Regions from separate parts of the Homo sapiens genome. Here regions 2 and 3 are each linked to region 1. Evidence: chromatin contacts called from ENCODE Hi-C or POLR2A ChIA-PET data. All regions are on one chromosome and are shown on one strand. Each heading gives the region's core, a stretch centred on a gene start or an enhancer-like site at or near the end of the contact. The rest is flanking DNA. Distances are from core to core; before and after follow the strand shown. Region 1 overlaps LINC02888 (long intergenic non-protein coding RNA 2888). Region 2 overlaps LOC107986772 (a long non-coding RNA gene). Region 3 overlaps LOC101927609 (a long non-coding RNA gene).

Region 1 (2,853 bases), core at 223-2,722:
CGATCTATCTTTTTAAAAGGGAAATGTTAAGCAGTTCTGAAAGAGTGCACCCAGCTTCCTTTCCAAAGGATACTGCTAATGGAGTTGAACACACCCTTCCTGTCACCCCAGGTGCTAAATATGTGGAAGTTGGGAATATCTAAATGCTTGGAGATCCTGAAGATACTCCCTGAGGTGGCTATAAAAAGACTACGCTTGGCTTCTGAGAATGTAGTGGCAGACACTTTCACTTTATTTTATTTTACTTTATTTTATCATGGGAGGAAGTTTTATTGAGTCACCATCCCCCTACACCTCAACTTCTCTTTTTTAAAAATATGTGTAAGTTTTTTCTACTTCTGTCTCTCAGGAACAGGTTTTTGGTGGTTCAGAAATTTCTCCCACTTTTACCTGACTGTGGGCAACCTCAGCAACAGAGGCTCCTGGAAATATCCTCCACCTATTTTTCTCAGATGTGAGAACGGTTGACTGGAGTTATGAGGGGGAAGTGGCTGGTGCAGAAAGTTGCCAAAAGGGTGATGGAAAGTTCTTTACTGATGAAAAAAGAAAAGAATAATAATTCATATTTATCTTTTGACCAAGACAAGATAGGAACAGAGGTGCCTTTGCTTGCTTTCACCTCAAGCAGGAAGTGAGAGTCCTATTAGCCTCTGGGTTCTGGGAAGTCAACGATTTGGGGTTATTTTTCTTCCCGCCCATTTCTTTACCTTACTCATAGGTTTAATATTGACCTCTGTCTTTATCACTGAATCTGTTTTTCAAATTGAGCAATTCTCAATTTGTCAGATGATTTATTTTTTACATATACATGAATGTTTTGTTGAAACAAGACTTTCAGCGGTATCAGTCATGGGGGAGCTTAGCTGTGAACCCGGAGGTGAGAGTAAAGTCTTAGAACAAAGAGGAATTCGAAATTACGGAACATTTTTAACTTCTTTACTCAGTGGTAAAGAATGGAACATCTTTTACGTCAAACTACTGAAGTTGTGGGCAAAATTACAAGCGATGATTATGCAGGATAGGTTAGTTTTTGGCCATTTTAGGCTTTTCTTGATTTTATGGAGTAGTCTGAAAGGAGTGAGCTGGTGAGAGAATTTACTAGGTGCTGAAGCAATGAGAACTGACAGCTGATATACAGGGGAAGAGCTCCGTTTCAGTCACATTGAATTTGAGGTGCCTTTAAGAGGAGGTAATCAGGAAGAATTTGCAACAGTTCTTTAAACCCCGGTGGATATCAGAGCTAATCATGTATCCGTGGGAGTTGTCAGGGTAAATCTGATGACTGATGCCAAGAACCTCACATAAGGAGGTCAGGTGGCATGAGAAGAGATGATGAGTGAGAACACAAGCTGAGAAAGAACAGTATTTAGAGGATGGACTGAAGGACAAGTGGGGGAGTTTGAAAATGCGGAGCTGTAGAGGTAAAGGACACTGAGTATATCTGCTCTGGTCCTTTGGGGACTTTCCACAGCACTAGCTTCACCTTGGTTGCTTGCCAACTGCTGAGACAGTAAGTCCAGATTTTAGTATTTGACCCACGCTGCCTTCTCCAGATCATGCTCCTTGATATTACCTCTGAATTTGCTGAAAGAAAAACATTTCCACTCAAATATCACTTGAACATGATTTATGAGTAAAATGAATAATATTTTACTATAAAACATACAGAGGTGAGTCTCATAACGATATTCAGGGTGGCCCCAAGCTATCTTCTTTTTTTTTATTTTTAAAGTTTTCAAAATATTTTCAGGCCAAGTGTGGTGGCTCATGCCTGTAATCCCAACACTTTGGGAGACTGAGGCAAGAAGATCACTTCAACTCAGGAATTTGAGACCAGTCTGGGCAACATAGCGAGACTTCATCTCCACTTAAAAAAAAAAAAAAAAAAAAAAAACTCAAATGTGGTGGCGCACGCCTTTGGTCCCAGCTACTTGGGAGCGCTGAGGTGGGAAATCTCTTGAGCCTGGGAAATAACGGCTACAGTGAGCTTTGATCGTGCCATTGCACTCTAGCCTGGGTGGCACAGTGAGACCCTGTTTCAAAAAAAGTGAATATATTTAAGGTATACAGCAGGATGTTTTAATATAGAGAGTTAAATGACTGCTATCGTTAGCTAATTAACATACCCATCTTCTCAGGTAGTTACCTTGTGTATGTGTGTGGTGAGAATACTTGAGATATACTCTCCTATCAAATTTCATGTATATAATATAGTATTACTAACTATGGTCACTATGCTATACATTAGATCTCTAGAATGTATTCACCCTACATACCTAAAATTTTATACACTTTGACCAGCACCTTCCCTTTCTTCTCTCCCAGCCCCTTCCCCTAATAACCACCATTCTACTCTCTGCTACTGTGAATTCAGCTGTTTGAGATTCCACATCTAAGCTATCTTCTTTATTAGCCATTGCTAAAGAGTCACTGATAAGCCTGCTTCCTGTCTGTTGGGTGCAACTAAAAAGCAGACCCTTGATCTGGCATTCTGGTGGTGAAGTGACTTATAGCTCTAGAACCTCCCAACCCAAGCCATCCTACGGCAGCTGTTCTGAAGTTGACTTTTATAGCTTCTACAGAACTGTAAGCTTGCCGTTGAAAGTGGCACCTAGCCATTTATTCGCCAGTAATTATAAGCAAATGAATCAAATTTGAAGCAGGAGTGTAATAAAATCAGTAATGGATAGGATTTTAAGCAACAGGCAAACTTCTAAGAGGGGCTGGCACCCCTTTTTAAAAATAGATTAATGTCATCTGCAAACAGAGACAATTTGACTTCCTCTCTTCCTACTTGAATACCCTTTATTTCTTTCCCTTGGCTGATTGCCCCGGCCAGAACTTCCAATACTA
Region 2 (2,853 bases), core at 226-2,725, 220 kb before region 1:
TTTTGATAGGCTTAATTATAAATCAATAAAAGTGTTAAAGAGGAAATCCCTGATGCTTAAAAAAATTATTTGTTGATTTAATGTAATTTGTCGTTAAAATAATTGCCTCTAAAGATAGTATATCAAGCACACTAATGAATTAAAAATGAACTTAGCAGTTAAACAAATTTTCATGTAAAACATTAAATCTATTTTGAAAATTCACACATTGCTAGATTCAATTTAAAAATTAACCTCAAGCCAGTTTAGAGATGTATGTACTGTAATTTATGTATTATAAAAGTTATAATGTATATTTGCAACAATTCATTTGGGACTATAAATAACCATAATGGCACCAAGAAAAAAGGTGACATCTGAAATTTATTTATCTAAATGATACAGATTTCTAACAATGTAAGATCATTTAGGTTGTCTCCAAAGACAGAAGTAATACGCAACTATATTGGATTGGATGTGCTAAAGACAGCTGAGAACTAAATATCTGCCATTAAGTCCCCAGAGCTCATATCAGAAATGGCATGTTGTCCTCATAGAGATGTGGACTCAACGGTTTGGTAAATATTTTTATGTACATGTAGACTCAGAGGGGACATTTGGCAGTCATGCTGGCAGCTTATTTTCAAATAGTCCAAAGAGTAAAGGAATGTTTATTTTGAAATTACTTTTCGGTTTAAGTACTTTAAAGCCTAGTGTTACCCAATCAGAAGTATGTGTGTGTGTTGAATTTAAAGCAATACATTAAACCTTCTTTTCTTTCTAGAGTAACAGAACTAACAAACATTAAAGGTGTCTTTTGCTGCCACTTTAAGGCTGTTTAATTAAAATTAGAAAGACAATTAATGGGGAAATAAACCAGCATTCACAGAGAGAGTGCAGGCCTGCCAAAGTGAAAAGGTTTTATTTAATAAGGAAATAGGGAAACACCTAAAATCGGTTGTTTATTTCCATTGTTCCTGGAAAAGAATTAAGATTTGGGATTCCAAATACCATCAGAAATGACTGCCTTTGGGGTATTGTTGCATAAGGAAAAGGCTTAAATATCTAAAAATTAAATCCCATTGTCAGATGCATAACAATAAACAATGAGAAGGTTAAAAATGACTATGCTTTTTCAAAGAGCTGAATCTCTGCCATGGCCAATAAATTAGATTACTCATTTCTAAACTACAATTATCTAATGTTGCAGGAACTGACATTTACTTATAAAAGGAATACTTAGTAATGATGACAAAGTAATGATGCTCTCTGGACTAGATTATTGTATGATTTTTATGCTTCCTGATAATAGATATATGATTGTTTTATCATTACTATGTATTTTTGGAGTTCTTTAGTACTTTCATTTAAAAAAAAACTTTCAAGTTCCAACAAAATAAAAAATAGGTCATGGCTTTCTCCGTGCTTTCTTCAGTTTCCAAGAGTGTATGTCTAACATGTGATTTGGTCGGACTGGCCTCCTGTGGACTATCTTTGACTGACTCATATGGTTCATTCCACTTCCCCTTCTTAAGGGTAAGGTTCATATCTTTAAGCAATTAGAAAAAAAAAGCCTACCCTGTTGAAAATAAAACTTACGTTTGAGGTAACACATTAAGACTACACTGCAGTAGATTATAGCCACTTATTCAATCAAAAGCATACAGTATGGCTTTTAACTCCTACTCTGTTTTGAGGCGGGGAGGTGAAGCAACCAGGATATATTAAATAACTATACCAGAGAGAAGAAAATGCTGCAAAAATGAGAGAATAAGACAGAAGGCAAACTTTCTAAACTTCTCAGCTTCGCTGTGAATTGGCTTTGCTTGGATTGTAACTGGGAGGAAAACTGAAAAGGTTAATGGTAGTAGGTTTCTTCCTTGAAGCTGACAAGATTTACACTTTTTAAGAAAAGGATTTATACTTTTAAAGAAAAGCAAAATCTATAAAAAGGGGCCTCATTTCTCAGATGTGGTCTTTGAGATTATCCCTCTACACTTGGCCTGTCTCTATCTTTGTCTCCTAATTTTCTAAACGCAGAAGTCATCCCTATTAAGCCCTCACATGTCTGCTCAGCCCTGGCCTGCATGTCCTGTCTCAGGGTGACAGGTTACTAAGGGCTAGAGAAAATATTGGGAGTATATCCAGTAGTTCAGACACACAGCCTTACAAGCATTCTTTTTGTGGGTTCAGCCCTGGCCCTGTTGACCCTCAAGTGTCCAGCCCTGGATCCTGGTTTTGAGTCCCAGCTCTGTCACAGATTCTTAGCACTGTCCTGGCCCCACCACTTACACGGCTCTGCAGCAGTACCCTGAAAACTGCTGGCTTTTCTCTCTGACACTAGTGCCTTCTCATTTAGACTTGCTTTTATCTCATGTTCCAATCATGACTGGCTTGATAATATGAAACTTACAGATCCTCAGATCATCTCCTTATCCTGGCTCTGCTTTCTGGACACTTGGCTCCATGGTTCCCTCTACTTGGCTTCTCCTTTGTCCATCCATTTTTCAACTTCCACCAGCTTCAGGGGTCTGCCCAGATTCCCGACCTCTATCCCCATCCTGATATCTCCTGGCCAGGACATGTGGGACCACACTGCCATCACCTGGGACCTTTACACCTTGTTTTATCCAAGTAAAATAGAAGTAAATAGGTTTTTTGTTACTGTTGTTGTTGTTGATTATTAAAGTTTCATATTTTATTGACATACTAAGATTGGCTTTAAGTCATTAAATCATAAATCTTTAACAAAGATGATAGAAAATTCAAGTTATAATGATACATCAGGATCAAACGGAATTTGCCCCAAATGGTTCATACATGTTTAATATGTTTTTCACTTAGCTCTAAGCCATCAGTTTCAGTCATGTTTTC
Region 3 (2,853 bases), core at 211-2,710, 140 kb before region 1:
CACCACCAAGTGATCTGCTCTATTGGGCCAGCCAAATATGAGAGCCTTTGGGGGCATCTCATTCCATGTCACACATCTTCTCCCATGAGGACTTCAGCCTGGAAAGAGGAGATCTAGACACAAGGGTCTCTCTGGCTTCCTCAATCTGCCATTCCCTTTCTCTTCCATTCAACTCTTCGGACCAACCAGACAAGATTTTCCTTCTTCCTTTTTGACTAGAACCTCTTTTTCACAAAACTCTGTGATTAATCTTGCTAGGCCAGCTTCTAGAAGTTTTAAATGGGAAAAAAGGGAATTTAGAAAATCCTCTCAGATATGTAGTTTTCAAGGCTACTGTCTGTCAGCACACTGCCTTTTAGAATATCTTTCCTTCTCTGCGTTTTTGTTGAAATTCGCCTAATTTCCACTAAATTCCCAAGTCCGACTATGGGAAAAAAACATTCACAAGGAAATATAAAAAACATAAGCACATCACATTTCTGAAAATACTATGTCCATATATTATACCTATCCCCCTAGAACTCTATTCTTTCTCTAACTGGAAAAATATATAGATTATACTCCTGTGCTCTCTGAGATTTTCCTTAAGAGAAAACTGAAGTTTGATTTCTGAACTTCTAATGCACTTTCTTTTCATTAATTTTTCCATGTTTATAGATTCTTTCTGGGTAATTAATGTTACATTCCTTAGTTTTCTAATGTTATAAAAATGTTTACTTTTAATTATTAAGCAATTCATATTAATTTCTGAATCTTAAAGATAAAAGCTAACTGAGTTTGTAAAAGCATTTAAATACCCTCTTTGAACTCCATTGGGTTTATTTATTTTCTTTATGACCAGTTCAGTTCACAATGCTGATTTTAATCCAAATATTTGCCTTCCAAGATGCTGGTTGTACCATTTATAATCCATACTGTACCTCTTTGTAGATTACTGCTTGGCATTGCTGCAAAGTGAAAGAGAATTTAATTTTCCTGATGCTGTTTGATTATATTTACCTACTGAAGTTTTCATTGTGAAACAAGCCCTATGAACATTTACAGAATGCATGTTTCCTTTTTTTCTAAACTCTTTCTAGTTGAATTGGTTCTACACCAGTTGTTTTTAAACAGTGGAAATATAAATATATTTTTGTCAAAAGGAAAAATTTGAGAGTGTACATGGATAGCTTCTGAGAAGGTGGATCAAAAATTCAATTACGTGATTTCATCAAATAAAAAAGTAGTAGACACAGTTTTTTCTCTAAGTACCAGTCATATCAATGGGAAAGGATATTTAAACTAGAAGTTATAGACATAAATTCATTTTAATTATTGTGCATTTTCCCTTACTGTTCTATCAGATTACCATGTATAGCAACTTGCCATTCAGCAGTTACTCATTTCTAAGGTTGTAAATGTCGAGAAATACCAGACTATCACCCTGGACTCTGTAGTGTGATTGTTTAATGTGTATGTGGTTTCATACCCAAATGAGTCATTCTGCCAAGAACCTTGAGAATATCGGTCTAGTCTAGAAATTTCAATCTTAATGATTGATACTCAGCTTTGGCATAAGATTATGCATCATTAGAAAGAGGATGTAGGTGTAAAATGGTTCTGTGCAAATACAAACATTATTTACTTAAGCCCACAAAATCTTGACTAGTCATTTCCTCTGCTAAACCTTTCCATTCCCACTATTTTTTAAAATCATCACTTGTATCACCAACTGCTCATCAGTAAACCTCATATCTCTAGAATAATCTCTGCTGTCGTATTTGTATTTCTAGCATATACTATGATGTCTGACTTAGTAGCTTCATAAAAATCTATTGAATGGGCCAGGTGTGGTGGCTCATGCCTGTAATCCCAGCACTTTGGGAGGCCGAGGTGGGCAGATCACCTGAGGTCAGGAGTTTGACAGCAGCCTGGCCAACATAGTGAAACCCCATCTCTACTAAAAATAAAAAATTAGCCAGGCATGGTGGTGGGCTCCTGTAATCCCAGCTACTCAGGAGGCTGAGGCAGGAGAATCGCTTGAACCCGGGAGAAGAGGTTGCAGTGAGATGAGACCATGCCATTGCACTCCAGTCTGGGTGACAGAATGAGACTCTGTCTCAGAAAAAAAAACAAAAACAACAACAAAACAAAACAACCCGAAAACCAAAACCAAACCAAAACAAAAATGTATTGAATGAATACTGACTTCAAGGTACTCAGGAGAAAGCCATCTTGTATGTACCTCTGATATTTTCATCCAACACTTCTTTTCCTCAATCTTTTTCCTAGGTATTTCTACAGCTTCTAGGGTTTTGTCACTGTTCCTCACAATGTTCTCCTATTTTGTCAACCAGTAGATATAATAGCTCTGAATGGTCATATATATGTTACTGTTATCAGCGCTTTTGTTTTACAGGAAAATTGAAGAGAATTGGAGATTTTAAATTTGGGAGAGTGTCTTTGGGAATATCAGTCAATTGAGGATGAATAAATCTGCTAGTGATCATCATACCAATTCATATGAAAGTTTTAAAAAACTGGATATCAATTTCACTGCATGCTACTCTTTGGGGGCTCCAATCTTTAGAAGAGTTTGGACTCAACTTGGTAAACACATTTTGAACCCAGTACACCTCTCAAGAAACATCTTGATGAGCATGATATAGAGGGCATACCTTGCCAAAGAGTAAAGATATATATTTTATCTTTAATGAGAAAAATGCTGATTTTTCATGGGATAAGAACAGGAAATCCTTTTAGAATCATCAAGGGCAGCATCAAAATGGGAGATATAAGATGGAAAGTTTGATTTGCCTAGGAAGAGGAGAGTAAAAATGCTCTTTGAGTTTCGGGATTTGGAAAGAAAAAATG

Evidence for each region. A loop is a pair of places that touch in the nucleus more often than their neighbours do. ChIA-PET counts read pairs that join two places held with the same protein, here RNA polymerase II (POLR2A). Pooled maps may share reads with other maps.
Region 2: a pooled map shows a loop between it and region 1 (5-fold over the local background). The contact joins two enhancer-like sites. A Hi-C loop is called at or near these places in 3 of 50 pooled maps. POLR2A ChIA-PET finds 5 or more read pairs at or near these places in 2 of 52 experiments (PC-9 and activated CD4-positive, alpha-beta T cell).
Region 3: a pooled map shows a loop between it and region 1 (14-fold over the local background). The contact joins two enhancer-like sites. A Hi-C loop is called at or near these places in 2 of 37 single-sample maps with no recorded cell type and 9 of 50 pooled maps. POLR2A ChIA-PET finds 5 or more read pairs at or near these places in 1 of 52 experiments (WTC11).

What each region holds. Positions count from the first base shown.
Region 1 is chr7:17,401,724-17,404,576 of GRCh38, forward strand. All of the region lies in intron 1 of LINC02888 (long intergenic non-protein coding RNA 2888), which reads left to right. Among named protein-coding and RNA genes, the nearest start is that of LINC02888, 28 kb to the left of the region's middle. Within about 2 kb of position 1,473, at least 2 of the 41 ENCODE cell types and tissues checked have a DNase peak (open chromatin) inside an H3K27ac peak, as active enhancers do.
Region 2 is chr7:17,184,381-17,187,233 of GRCh38, forward strand. All of the region lies in intron 1 of LOC107986772 (a long non-coding RNA gene), which reads left to right. The region is part of intron 6 of LOC101927609 (a long non-coding RNA gene); the gene reads right to left. Among named protein-coding and RNA genes, the nearest start is that of AHR, 110 kb to the right of the region's middle. RefSeq lists an enhancer at 1,542-1,611. Within about 2 kb of position 1,476, at least 2 of the 41 ENCODE cell types and tissues checked have a DNase peak (open chromatin) inside an H3K27ac peak, as active enhancers do.
Region 3 is chr7:17,259,916-17,262,768 of GRCh38, forward strand. The region is part of intron 5 of LOC101927609 (a long non-coding RNA gene); the gene reads right to left. Among named protein-coding and RNA genes, the nearest start is that of AHR, 37 kb to the right of the region's middle. Within about 2 kb of position 1,461, at least 2 of the 41 ENCODE cell types and tissues checked have a DNase peak (open chromatin) inside an H3K27ac peak, as active enhancers do.